2 separate regions of the Homo sapiens genome follow, and region 2 is linked to region 1. A link is an interaction called in ENCODE POLR2A ChIA-PET data of the cell type or tissue named here. Cell type or tissue: CD4-positive, alpha-beta T cell. All regions are shown on one strand. Links, peaks and the distances in the headings refer to the core of each region. The heading gives the core; the rest is flanking DNA.

What was found. Peaks named below come from ENCODE experiments on the same cell type or tissue, not always from the same donor. Only the 100,000 strongest peaks of a DNase experiment are listed, where the experiment ranks them.
Region 2: POLR2A ChIA-PET joins it to region 1 with 5 read pairs; 4 of 35 experiments call an interaction of 5 or more read pairs at or near these places.

What each region holds. Positions count from the first base shown.
Region 1 is chr5:16,721,415-16,731,914 of GRCh38, reverse strand. The region is part of intron 19 of MYO10 (myosin X); the gene reads left to right. Among named protein-coding and RNA genes, the nearest start is that of RETREG1, 110 kb to the right of the region's middle. RefSeq lists an enhancer at 9,590-10,279. In CD4-positive, alpha-beta T cell, for the core only: no CTCF peak of the experiment used is centred there; no DNase peak of the experiment used is centred there.
Region 2 is chr5:16,628,604-16,631,103 of GRCh38, reverse strand. It overlaps RETREG1-AS1 (RETREG1 antisense RNA 1), which reads right to left. Exons shown (of 4, transcript NR_109946.1): 4 at 1,135-1,650. Among named protein-coding and RNA genes, the nearest start is that of RETREG1, 13 kb to the right of the region's middle. In CD4-positive, alpha-beta T cell, for the core only: no CTCF peak of the experiment used is centred there; a DNase peak (open chromatin) is centred at 1,503; H3K4me3 peaks cover 637 bases; H3K27ac peaks cover 1,349 bases.

The DNA.
Region 1 (10,500 bases), core at 3,430-5,929:
GCATAGCATGCATACTAAAAAATGAGTTCTCAAGTCATGTGTCCAGCCGTGAATGATCCCAGAGTGAACACAGCACGTGACAACACTCCCAGGCCAGGCAGGAGATGGGGAGCCGCCCTATCCCAAGCTGGTGGCCTCCGTCACCTCCTGGGGCTTCATGCCCTCCACGCTGTCCAGATTGCCAGCCTTGTCTTGGGTAATGTCCACGCTTTCCTCTCTGTCTCCAATTCCACAGGGTTGCTGGACAATATCAAGAAGCATGTTTTGGCCTGGCGTGGTGGCTCACGCCTGTAATCCCAGCACTTTGGGAGGCCAAGGTGGGCGAATTGCTTGAGGTCAGGAGTTAGAGACCAGCCTGGCCAACATGGTGAAACCCTGTTCTTACTCAAAATACAAAAAATTAGCCAGGCATGGTGGCACACACCTGTAGTCCTAACTACTCACTCAGGAGGCTGAGGCAGGAGAATCGCTTGAACCTGGGAGGCAGAGGTTGCAGTGAGCCGAGATCTCATGACTGCACTCCTGCCTGGGTGACAAGAGTGAGACTCCATCTTAAAAACAAAACAAAACAAAACTGGGCGTGGTGGCTCATGCCTGTAATCCCAGCACTTTGGGAGGCTGAGGTGGGTGGCTCATGAGGTCAGGAGTTCAAGACCAGCCTGGCCAAGATGGTGAACTCCCATCTCTACTAAAAATACAAAAATTAGCCAGGTATGGTGGCGGGCACCTGTAATCCCAGCTACTCAGGAGGCTGTGGCAGAGAATTGCTTGAACCCAGGGGGTGGAGGTTGCAGTGAGCCAAGATCGTGCCACTGCACTCCAGCCTGGGCGACAGAGCGAGACTCAGTCTCCAAAAAAAAAAAAAAAAAAGTGTGTTTTGATCAATGCTAGTACATACTTGTGCCAGCCTTGGAGGTGGCCTCCCTGCTCTTCACCAACTCCCCCCATACCTTCCCACATCCCTGAACCTGATTTCAACCTTCCCATGACAGCCCACGACCTCACCTTGTAATTCATCAAAGGACTGAGAGCATCTAACATCAGCCACCCCACCTTCCATCCTCCGCAGCGTGCTGCATCCCTGTCTTTCTGCCTTTGTCAGATCCTCTCTATATTTTGAATATATTTGAGTTCCTAAGTCTCTCCCATCTCAGGTTGTCTAGGCATTTAGCTGCTTCAGATGTGGCCCCCACCTAGTAATTCTCACAGGGGCCAGGGAACCTGGGTCTCTGTATTCTGTCTTTGTTTCTGGCTTCTCTGGCTGGGCTTGAACTTGACACTGCCCCGTGATGTCCCTCTGGTTTTGGCATCCCGTACCAGCTGATGCTGCCCCTGTTGACCTCTGCTCCATACTGATTTGTCTTCTGGTTATTTTTGAGGCTCACAGTGTTAACCACTGAAGAGTTTTAAACTATATACAAGCCTTGCAATATCTCCATGCACCTTAATCCACTGAGGACTAAGCCCCTTCCCCATAAGCCTCCCTCCTTCCCAGGGATAATCCTTCCCTTCCACCACAGCACCTCTTCCATCTACCAACAGACTGTACCGGTATGTCACATACCCTTCTCTCTCTCCAGGCAGAGTCCAACTTTTCAGCACTAAGACAGAGTAATTCTGCCAATAATGACCTACACGGTTAATATGTAAAAACCCCACATTTAATAAGAAGCGTTTGTTTAGAGGCTCCACAGGGTCAGGACTTGGATCCATGTGCCTGTAGTTCTCTTGGTCCTTCCTCAAGGTTACAAAATGGTTGCCATAGCTACAGCCATCACCTCCTCACAAAACATTGTCATTCCATTTTTTTCAATGAGCATCTGTTATGCCATTGTGATACATCTCTGAGTAAAGCAAATAAAGACCTCACCCTCTTAGAGTAAACATTAATCCTGGAAAGAATCAGGGTTGGGACCAAAGAGACTCCCCTCGGTGCCCCTCTTCCTTTAATTAGGAAGGAAAATCTTCCCCAGGAGCCCCTCAGTAGTTTTGCGTGACATCTTCCTCGTTTCTCTGCTTGGTTCTTTGGCCAGGACTGGGCCTGGTTGCTGAGCCTCACTCCACAGGAAGCTGAGAAAGTGAGTGGATGAGTTCGTAGGGTTGGCTGGGGTACAGTTGGAGTTCTTTTAGCAAAGCGTTGCTGTTGGGCCACACTAGAAAATAAAACTTTAGGCTGGGTGCGGTGGCTCACGCCTGTGATCCCAGCACTTTGGGAGGCCGAGGCGGGTGGATCACAAGGTCAGGAGATCGAGACCATTCTGGCTAACACGGTGAAACCCCATCTCTACTAAAAATACAAAAAATTAGCCGGGTGTGGTGCCTGTAGTCCCAGCTACCCGGGAGGCTGAGGCAGGAGAATGGTGTGAACCCGGGAGGCAGAACTTGCAGTGAGCCAAGATCGCGCCACTGCACTCCAGCCTGGGTGACACAGTGAGACTCCGTCTCAAAAAAAAAAAAAAAATAGAAAATACAACTTTAGATGAAGAGTGGAAGGGGTGAAGGTAGAGAGAAATACAAAAATATTTGGATTTTATCGTTGTACAATTTAGGTAACTTTTAATAGATGTAATATCAGATTTTCTGAATCCACGTTTTAGACTTGTGGTAGTTTTGAAGAAGAATTTAAATAAGGACACTTTCTTATCCATTGAGTCTGACTTGATGTTAAACTATAGGAAGAGAAAGTTTAGTACGTCATGCAAAATTACAGAATAATATTGTAATAACAGTGGATTTTTATATACACCAATACAAATAAATATCTTAGGAGCTTTAACTCAAAATTGACCTTAGTACCTTCTAGAACAATGCATCTCAAAGAGTCAAAAGAGCAGTGTTTTGTTTTTCATTGCCAATTCATTGAGGACTGGTGCATTTGAAAAATACAGTAAAAATCGGCAACCCACTCGGGTCCCCTTCCACGCTGTGCTTAAAAGAAAAGAAAAGGGTCCCCTTCTTGCTGCTGCTTAAAAGAAAAGAAAAGAAAAATACAGTAAAAAAATACAGTAAAAACGATGCAGCCACATCAGATCGCTGTAAGAGTTCCTAAATGCTTATTCTCACCTTTGGTGGCCATCTTGCCATGGACAGGCAGCCGTCCCAGGCCACACTTGGAGTCACGCTCTTCTGGTTTTCCCACGAGGACGAAGGGCACAGAACTAGACACAGGTCCTAGTGCACAGTAGTCGTGTGACCTTGAGCAAGCCACTCCACTTGGATCAGGGTCTCCAGGTATATAATGGAATAATAGTCTTGTCTTGCCCACTGGCTCTTGGATATTCAATTAGACTCATGGAAAGCCTTGGTACATGGTAATTCATATTTAAATATTAGGTGTCATTATATGCCGTTTAACTTTTAATTCAGGAAGGAGACTATATGTAGCTTTTTTTTTTTTCAGTGTTGAAAATTAAAAAGCTCTAGTTTTGGCGATCCAGGGGTTCCCTTTTTGCAGCAAAAGGCAGTTCTGCTTTCTATCTTCCCAAAGAGCTGGAGGGGTGGGAGCCAAAAGAAAGTCCCCAGGTACCTCATCCCCAAGGAGTTGGTGTGCAAGCTGGTGTGTGGCCTGAAGTTTGGGATCTGCCTACAGGGTTTCCCCAGAGGGCAGCCCGCAGAAGGAGGCAGAGTTGAGAAATCTGTCCAGTGTGCAGGAGAGGAGACAAGCGACCCTGGCCGTGTGCAGTAGTCCATGCACACGCAGGGCCATTGAGAGAGAGGAAGTTGGAGCGGCAGGTGCAGGGCTGTGAAAGGCAGGAAGCCAGGAGGCAGAAACCAGAATGGAAGGAAGAAGCCATGGCGGAGGGCGGCCTATGTTCCTAGAGCTCAAGGAAGCATTCAATCACACGCTCAACACGTGATTTTCAGGCCACTTGTGTGTTTTGGAAACAAGTATGTGACCAGGCACAGAGGCAGCCAAGATTCAAATGAGTGAATGTCCCATGGACATAATTAAAGAGAAAGGGCTTGTACTAAACACTGGAGAGCTGTTAGGCATAGCTTTTCCAGGCATTTCTTTGCTAGTTTTTTTTTTTTTTTTTTTGGGCTGGGGGGAAGGATCGGAGTGTATGTGCCCCAGTTTTATCTTGTTTAATCCAGCTTTATTACAGCTCTGTCCTCAGCGCTGGCTCTGTTTCAGCATCCCCATAGGCAAGGAAGATGCTGGCTTCAACAGTTTGTTTTAAAAAACAAAAATCAAAGTTAATGTCCTAGGAATCTTTTGGGGGATCCCTGAAAACTAAATATAAATTTGTTAGGGAAAGTAGTTAGTTATATGTTGTTTGAGAATCATTGTCTTGATCTTGAAAGATTATTTGACACTTTATTTGATGTTAATGGAAATTCTTCGTGTTTGATTTATTTGTTCAGAGTCATTAGCCTCGTGAGAACCCTTCATGGGGCCTTTATTTCACAGTATTTGCATGAGCATTGTTTTTTATCTTTGAAAAATGGGTAATGTTATGAAAAGGAATATGTGTTAGTCTCTAAACATGCAAGCCTTATATCAAAATAGTCTGACAGTGTATTTATACAAAACATGCTGCAGGTATCAAACAAAATTGTAATCAAATTAGAATTTTAAGCCTTGTTGTTTTACTCTCCAAGTCCTTATAAACCAGAAGCCCTAACTTTTTAGAATAACACTGTTCAATAGGAATAGAATGTGAGCACCATGTCTAATTTAGGTTTTCTAGTAGCCACATTTAGAAGTGTAAAAAAAAATTGTTTTTTTTGTGAAAGCAGTTTTAACAACATATTTTTTTTACTATATCCAAAATGTTATCCTTTCAACATGTAATAAATTTCAAAATGATTAATGAGATACTTTATTTTTTCATACTAAGTTTTTGAAATCTGGTGTGTAATTATCTCTAGAGCACAACTCAATTTGCACCAGTTGAGCACCCTGTTTGTCTAGCTTTTATTCTCTAACTCAAGAGATTAGTAAACTTCTGTAACTGGCAAGATAGTAAGTATTTTAGGCTTTGCTATTGTATTGTGGAAGTGGTCACAGACAATGTGTGGCTGTGTTCCAATAAAACTTTATTTACAAGAACAGGTGGCAGGCCGGATATGGCTGGCAGGCTGTGGTTTACAAGCCCTCACTCTAACTAAATGTATCATCTCGTGGGTTTTAATGCTCAGAAGTTGATTTCTATTTTGGGCTGCTACCAAGATAGCTATTGTGATAAATTTCATTCAGAAATATTCAGGAAATATGTACCAGGAAGTATACTCCATTGTTAAATAATGAATACGTTGGAACTACAGGAACTCCCCCTTTCCTGAATTTGCACCTTTCAGGAAGAGCCGCATAGCTAGTGGTGCTTAGTGCTGGCTTGGCTGTCACGATGCCTGGATTTGAAGCTCAGCTGTGTTAATTAAGCATGAGCCTTGTGACCCTAGACAGTTAATTAACCACCCTGCACTTCAGGTTATGCATCTGTAGAATGGGGATGACAATAATATCTACCTCATAGAGTTGCTAAAATTAAATGAAAGCTGACACAGTAAGCCCTTGGTACATGATAGCTTTTGTTATTCCTCTGCCACTAATGTTGCTGCTGGAAGTACTACTTGTACTGTTACTACTAGTGGTGTTAGTACTGCTGTTACCACCATCACCACCACCACCATAGAGATCCATACATACAAACCAACCTATGTGCCAGAATGGAACCATGCTGACTTGATGATCGTCCACAGATGACCATAGTGGCCACTAATATGGTATCACTTTGGACGTAAACTTGTCAGTCAGCAGATGTGCTACTGCACTCTAGGGGAGATCTGGCATGATCTGCAAGGATTTAATGTTAAAAGACTTGAGTGGGCTGGGCACGGTGGCTTACACCTGTAATCCCAGCACTTTGGGAGGCTGAGGCGGGTGGATCACCTTGAGGTCAGAAGTTTGAGACCAGCCTGGCCAACATGGTCATCTGTCTCTACTGAAAATACAAAAATTAGCCTGGCGTGGCAGCGTGCGCCTATAATCCTAGCTACTTGGGAGGCTGAGGCAGGAGATTCGCTTGAACCCAGGAAGTGGAGGCTGCAGTGAGCCAAGATCACGCCACTGCACTCCAGCATGGGTGACAGAGCTAGACTCCGCCTCACAAAAAAAAAAAAAAAAGGGGGTACCTGTTGCTTCTCTGGCCTGGTAATTGCTGTATGATATGACTCAGGTCACACAACATTCTTTGACCCTATTTAATGAAAATGCTAATTAATGGCTGCCCTACCCACCTCACAGGGTGATAGAGCAAATTGTAGGTAAAGTACTTTGGAAATTGTAGAGTGTTGTGGAAATATTAGCTGAGAGCATTTCCCACACGATTGCTTTTTTAAAAATGTATATCACACACTTAATTTTATCATCATGGACTGATTTAATTCATAGAGTAGTTGTAAAGATTAAGTGGGCACATGTAAAGTGCTCAGTTCAATGGTAGAAACATAGCTCCTGTTCAAGGGCTGGGTAGTTGCTATTTTTATTACTCGATTTTCAATTTAAGATGTAGTATTTTGGCTGGGCACAGTGGCTCGCCCCTATAATCCCAGCATTTTGGGAGGGCGAGGCAGGCAGATCACAAGGTCAGGAGTTCGAAACCAGCCTGGCCAACATGGTGAAACCCCGTCTCTACTAGAAATACAAAAATTAGCAAAATTAGCTAGGCATGGTGATGCATGTCTGTAATCCTAGCTACTCAGGAGACTAAGGCAGGAGAATCGCTTGAACCCGGGAGGCTGAGGTTGCAGTGAGCTGAGATCATGCCGCTGCACTCCAGCCTGGATGACAGAGGAAGACTCTGTCTCAAAAAAAAAAAAAAAAAAAAAAAAAAGAAGAAGAAGGTGAGAGAACTGTATATCCTGACAGGTTAACTGTCTCTAAGATTCTGTTAGGTAAGAGAAGCAAAATGTGGAACACTTTTATTTGCATTTTTAAAAAAGCAGTGCGTGTATTTATCTGCACACACGTGAGCGTGCATATACACACACATGCATACTGTGTTTATACATGCATTGACTGTGCCTGAAGGAGACACAGGAAACTAGTACGAATGGTCTTCCTCAGGAGAGCTGTGGGGTTTTTATGGCAGATGCTTTTTTGTATATGTATGTATGTGTATGTATTATATATGCATATATACACCCAGATCCTTTGCGTGTATTATTTTTTCATTTAACAACAACAAATTAGTTAGTGGGGAAAAAGAGATGGCTGTAATCTCCCAATTTCTTTTGCATCCCTCCTCATTAAACACTATACTGAAGAGTTACTTCATGACGTCTTGCAGTGGAACCCCCATAGAAACACATTCCAGTCGTGTCATGTGAGTCATTAAAAAAAAATAACTGGGTATCGAGCTGCGTTTTGGGCATGTTCTCTAGAAACACATTGTGAGGGCTACTTGGACCTTATGCTGGCTTCCTTTAGAGTCATATTTGAACTAGTGTCAGGACCCTGAGATTTTCTGTGCTGTTTTCATGACAGTAAATCAAATCCAGTTGGACAGAATGGGTTTTGTTTAGGTTTTCTTGCAAAATTCTCGCTCCAACAGTAAGAAACCTGGCTCCCATCATCTGCCATTCATTTTTTTGTTTAATTCCAGTGTACATGTACAGTAGTATCCAGAGTTGTGACTCCATACCCCTGGGGAAAACAACTTTATCAACTATAGTACAGAGCTGAAATGCAGTTCTTTATGCTTTTAGTCTTATAGACTCTATATGTTTCCAGCGTTATTTAAGTCAGCGTCTTTTCCCTCACCCTGTTTAGTGAGGTCGATTCATTTAGATTCTCTTGTGACAATCTACATTATTTCTTGGTTTCCCCAAAGGTTTATTCTAGTGCTCTAAAGTTCCGCGAGTTTTGACAAATGCATGATGTCATGTATCCACCATTACAGTATCACACAGAATAGTGTCACTTCCCTAAAATTCCTCTGTGCTTTAGTTCTTCATCCTTCCCCCGACCCCTGGCAACCACTGATTGTTCTACTGTCTCTGAAGTTTTGTCTCTTTCTGGATGTCATATAATTGGAGTCAAATAGTATATAGCCATTTCAGACTGACATCTTTCACCTAGCACTATGTATGCACTTGAGGTTCCTCCGCATCTTTTTGTGGCTTGATAGCTTTTGAATAATATTTCATTGTATGGATATACCGTAGTTTCTTTGTCCATTCACCTGTTGAAGGATGTCTTGATTGCTTCCAGTTTTTGGCAGTTACGAACAAAGATCCTATAAACATTGATGTGCAGATTTTTGTGTGGACGTAAGTTTTTGCCTAAATGGGAAAATACCTCAGCGGGCAGTCGCTGGATCATGTGTTAAGACTGTGTTCAGCTTTTAAGAAACTGTCTTCCAAATTGACTGCACCATTTTGCATTCCTGCCAATTCTGGGTGAGAGTTCTTGTTGCTCCACATTTTTGCTAGCATTTGATATTGTCAATTTTCTGGATTTTAAGCATTCTAATAAGTATGTAGTGGTACTTCATTATCGTTTTAATTTTTTTTCTTTTTTTTTGAGACAGAGTCTCGCTCTGTCACCCAGGCCGGAGTGCAGTGGCGCAACCTTGGCTCACTGCAAGCTCCGCCTCCCAGGTTCACGCCATTCTCCTGCCTCAGCCTCCCCAGTAGCTGGAACTACAGGTGCCCACCACCACGCCCAGCTAATTTTTTTTTTGTATTTTTAGTAGAGACGGGGTTTCACTGTGTTAGCCAGGATGGTCTCGATCTCCTGACCTCATGACCTCGTGATCCGCCTGCCTCGGCCTCCCAAAGTGCTGGGATTACAGGCGTGAGCCACCACGCCTGGCCTGTTTTAATTTGTAATTCCCCAATGACAGGTGATATCTTTTCATATGCTTATTAGCCTATCTTCTTTGGTGAAGTGTCTCTTCAGATCTTTTGCTTATTTTAAAAATTGGATTTTCATATTGTTTAGTTTTAAGTGTTCTTTGTAAATTTTTGATACAGTCTTTCTTAGTGTGTATTTTCCAAATATTTTTCAGTCTGTTACTTGTCTTTCATTGCCTTAACAGCATCTTTCTCGGAAGAAGGTTTTTAATTTTAATGAAATCCTACACATCTATTTTTTCCTTAAGGGAACATTCTTTTGTTGTTGTATCAAAGTTATCCCCAAAGCCACCTAGATTATTTCCTATGTTATCATCTAGGAGTTTTATAGTTTTGTGATTTACATTACATACATAGGTCTATGATTTACTTAATTCTTGTGAAAGTTGTAATGTCCACATCTAGATTATATCTTTGCATATTGCTGTCCAATTATTCTAGCACCATTTGTTAGAAAGACTATCCTTTCTCTAATTGCCTTTGCACATTGCTCAAAAATCATTTGATTATAGTTGTGTAGATTGACATACTTTTTAAAAAGCAAAAAAACGTTTTCATTTCTCCAAAATCTGTAAGAGAGGCAAAACCTATTTAATGCTAATTAAACAAATATATTAGAAACAGCTGTAAACAGAAGCACAATTTTGTTCATGCAAATATACCAGCGTAAGTGAGAGTGTATCTGATACGTAGGGTGACACACCAGGCAATGTAGTGAACTCAGACATTCATAGAATTCAGCTGCTCCGCTGCAAGAATGTGTAATTTAATGGGGAGTTCACATGGACATGCTTAAGATGAAAAAGAGTGTGACCAGGGGTCACATCCTCATGCAAGTACAGCGTGTGCTGGGAACCTAGGGGTGAGAGCATCACGGATGGCACCTGTGGGATGCATCGGGACAGTTTTACGCAGGAGGGAGCATTTGAGAGACACCTAAAAGATCCATCAGGCTCAACAGATGGTACATTTCAGGTGGAGAGGCCAGTTTCAGCTGAGGTGGAGACAGGAAGTGAGCATTTTAATCAAGAAACAAGTAGAATGATCTATGGTTGGACTAAAAGGTAGGATTTGTATAAGGGCGTATTGACTGGGAAGGTAAATTGGAGCCATACTGTGAGGACCTCGAATGGGAAATCGAAGCCTTTGTCTTAAACTGGCATGTGCTGGCTCTGTGTGAACAGGGCTGTGATACAACCAGAGCTATCCCTTAGAAAGATTGACATGTATGTGTGCATGTTATTTATGTTCCAGTGTTTTCTTTCCCATTAGGTAGTTGAGGTTTGTGTGGGTCCGAGGTAAGCGCCTGCAGCTGTAACAGAGTGTGAGTGTCCTTGCTCAGGGTGACAGCTGTACTTAGTCTCAGCGGGTATGTGGGTTGAAGGTTGTACTTGGTGAGTGAGAAATTTCCAGACCCTACAATCTGACCTCCAGGACTGACTGACAGCTTGCTCGCCAGTCAGGCCCTGCTTACTACCTTCCTGTTCCTCACCTGCGGGGGTTGCCTCTTCTCTAGGGGAAATTAGTTTCTGCCTCTTTTCTAAAAATGTGAAAATTAGCAAGTAGCAACCACTGTGTAAGTGTTTAACAGCCCCGGAGTGAAATGACTGATGTAAGTACAAAGGACTTTTGTCGCCAGTT
Region 2 (2,500 bases), core at 1-2,500, 97 kb after region 1:
TTCCCATCTTGGTTTAGGTGCTCAGCATCTCTCACCAGCACTATTACAAACTATTAACCAAGTCTTGCTGGCTCATCTCCCTCCAAATCTCCTGCCACTCCACCACTAGACTTATCTAAGATAAGCACCTGATGATCATATCATTTATCTCCAAAGTCTCCTCCTGGCTCCCCATTGCCTTCAGGATACAGTTCAAACTCTTCAGGATAGGATGGAAGCTCTTTATCTACTAGCCCAAGTTAAGCTGCAGTTCCGAGCTCTGTCTCTCTTACTGCCCCAAGTACCCACCCTCCAGCCATATTTAACTAGTTGTTGATCCCCAAAGACCTCATGCTCATTTCATGCCCTCATGCTTTTGCATGCTCTGTTCCATCTCCCTGCAATGCCTACTGCTTTGTCTGAAAAATACTCTGAACTTTAATCCAAGCCATGGCTCAGAGGTACTCTTTGTTCAGAAACTGTTGCTAGATTCTTGGTTATAATTTTTAGAACATGATAAAGGTCTTATCATAAACCTTATGTAATATATTGAAATTAATATATTTGTATTTCTCAAAAGAAAAGGAACTTTTTGATGGCCCCTGTATCTTGTTCAATAATTGGATCCCTAGTCCTAGTGTTTGTTTAGCTCATAATAACCACTCAAAAAATGCTTGGGAGCCCATTTGTATGGGTTAGATTTTATACCCCTTGAAGGCAGAGACCATATTGTTGTTCATCTTGGTATATCATTCCTCTCATGGGATCTTGCATAGTTGAAGCTCAATATAAGAAATTTGAGGCTGGGTGCAGTGGCTCATGCCTGTAATCCCAGCACTTTGGGAGACCAAGGCAGGTGGATCACTTGAGACCAGAAGTTCGAGACCAGGCTGGCCAACATGGTGAAACCCCTTCTCTACTAAAAATACAAAAATTAGCCAGGTGTGCTGGCCCGCGCCTGTAGTCCCAGCTAGTCGGGAGGCTGAGACAGGAGAATTGTTTGAACCTGGGAGGCGGAGGTTGCAGTGAGCCAAGATCACACCACTTCCCTGCAGCCTGGGTGACAGAGCAACACTTCATCTTTAAAAAAAAAAAAAAAAATTTGAATTTAGAAGATAACCTTTAGTTCCCTGAGAAAATAAAAATACTTCATTTCCTTTTGCTACCAGATATGTCAGCCATTATTGAGATTCCCTGCTCAGTGGTGTCACAATGATTTAAGGTCAAACAAAAGTTTATGGAAAGGAGAAATCGCTGGCACTGAGGGTCATAGTCGTGGGGGAAAAGGAAATAGAAGAAAACAGTCTTCTGAATGGCTCTTTAATAAGAGCCATTTCTATTTCCTATCCTCTCAAACAGTGCTTGAAAAACATTTTTTGTCTTGTTTTGAAAATTTTCAAACCCACAGAAAGTTGAAAGAACAGTACAAGGAACAGCCAGATACTCCTCACGTAGATTCACCATCTAGCTGCAGCGACTTCCTCTATTTATATGCATACGCGTAAAAACACACACACACACACACACACACACACACACACACACACACACACAACTTCCCTTTTGCTAAAGTAGGCGGCTGTCATCATGGCATTTCATGCCTAAATGTTGGATCTTGCATCACTCAGAATAGAGCCGTCCTCTTACATCACCATAACACCATCTTCACACCTGATAAGAGAATCAACATTAACTCAACAGAATGATCTAACATGCAGTCTGGACTCAAAGTTTCCTAATTGTCCTCCAAAATGTCCTTGGTAGCTTTTGACCCAGAATCCAATCAAGGTTGACACCTAGATTTGGCTGTTCTGTCTCTATTTTCCCCATACTCTGCCTCTGCTGTTCTTGATCTCCAAATCTTTGAAGGCCTGTAGAACATCCTGGCTGGGCGCAGTGGCTCACGCTGGGAGGCTGAGGTGGGAGGATCACTTGAGGTCAGAAGTTCAAGACCAGCCTGGGCAACATGGTGAAATACCGTCTCTACTAAAAATACAAAAGTTAGCTGGGCGTGGTAGTGCATGCCTGGAGTTCCAGCTACTCAGGAGGCTGAGACATGAAAACTGCTTGAACCCAGGAGGCAGAGGTTGCAGTGAGCCAAGATCACATCACTGCACTCCAGCCTGGGGGACAGAGCAAGGCTCTGTCTCAAAAAAAAAAAAAAAGCCAGGCGCAGTGGCTTGCGCCTATAATCCCAGCACTTTGGGAGGCTGAGATGGGCAGATCACCTGAAGTCAGGAGTTCAACACCAGCCTGGGCAACATGGCGAAACACCGTCTCTACTAAAAATACAAAAAATTAGCTGGGTGTGGTGGCACATGCCTGTAATCCCATATACACAGGAGGCTGAGGCAGGAGAATCGCTTGAACCTGGGAGGCACAGGTTGCAGTGAGCTGAGATTGCGCCATTGCACTGCAGCCTGGGCTAAAAGTGTAAAATTCCACCTAAAAAAAAAAAAAAAGAACAGCCCACATTCCAGAGTGCTCTGACCATCTGGCCAGGATTTGATTCAGGTCAGAT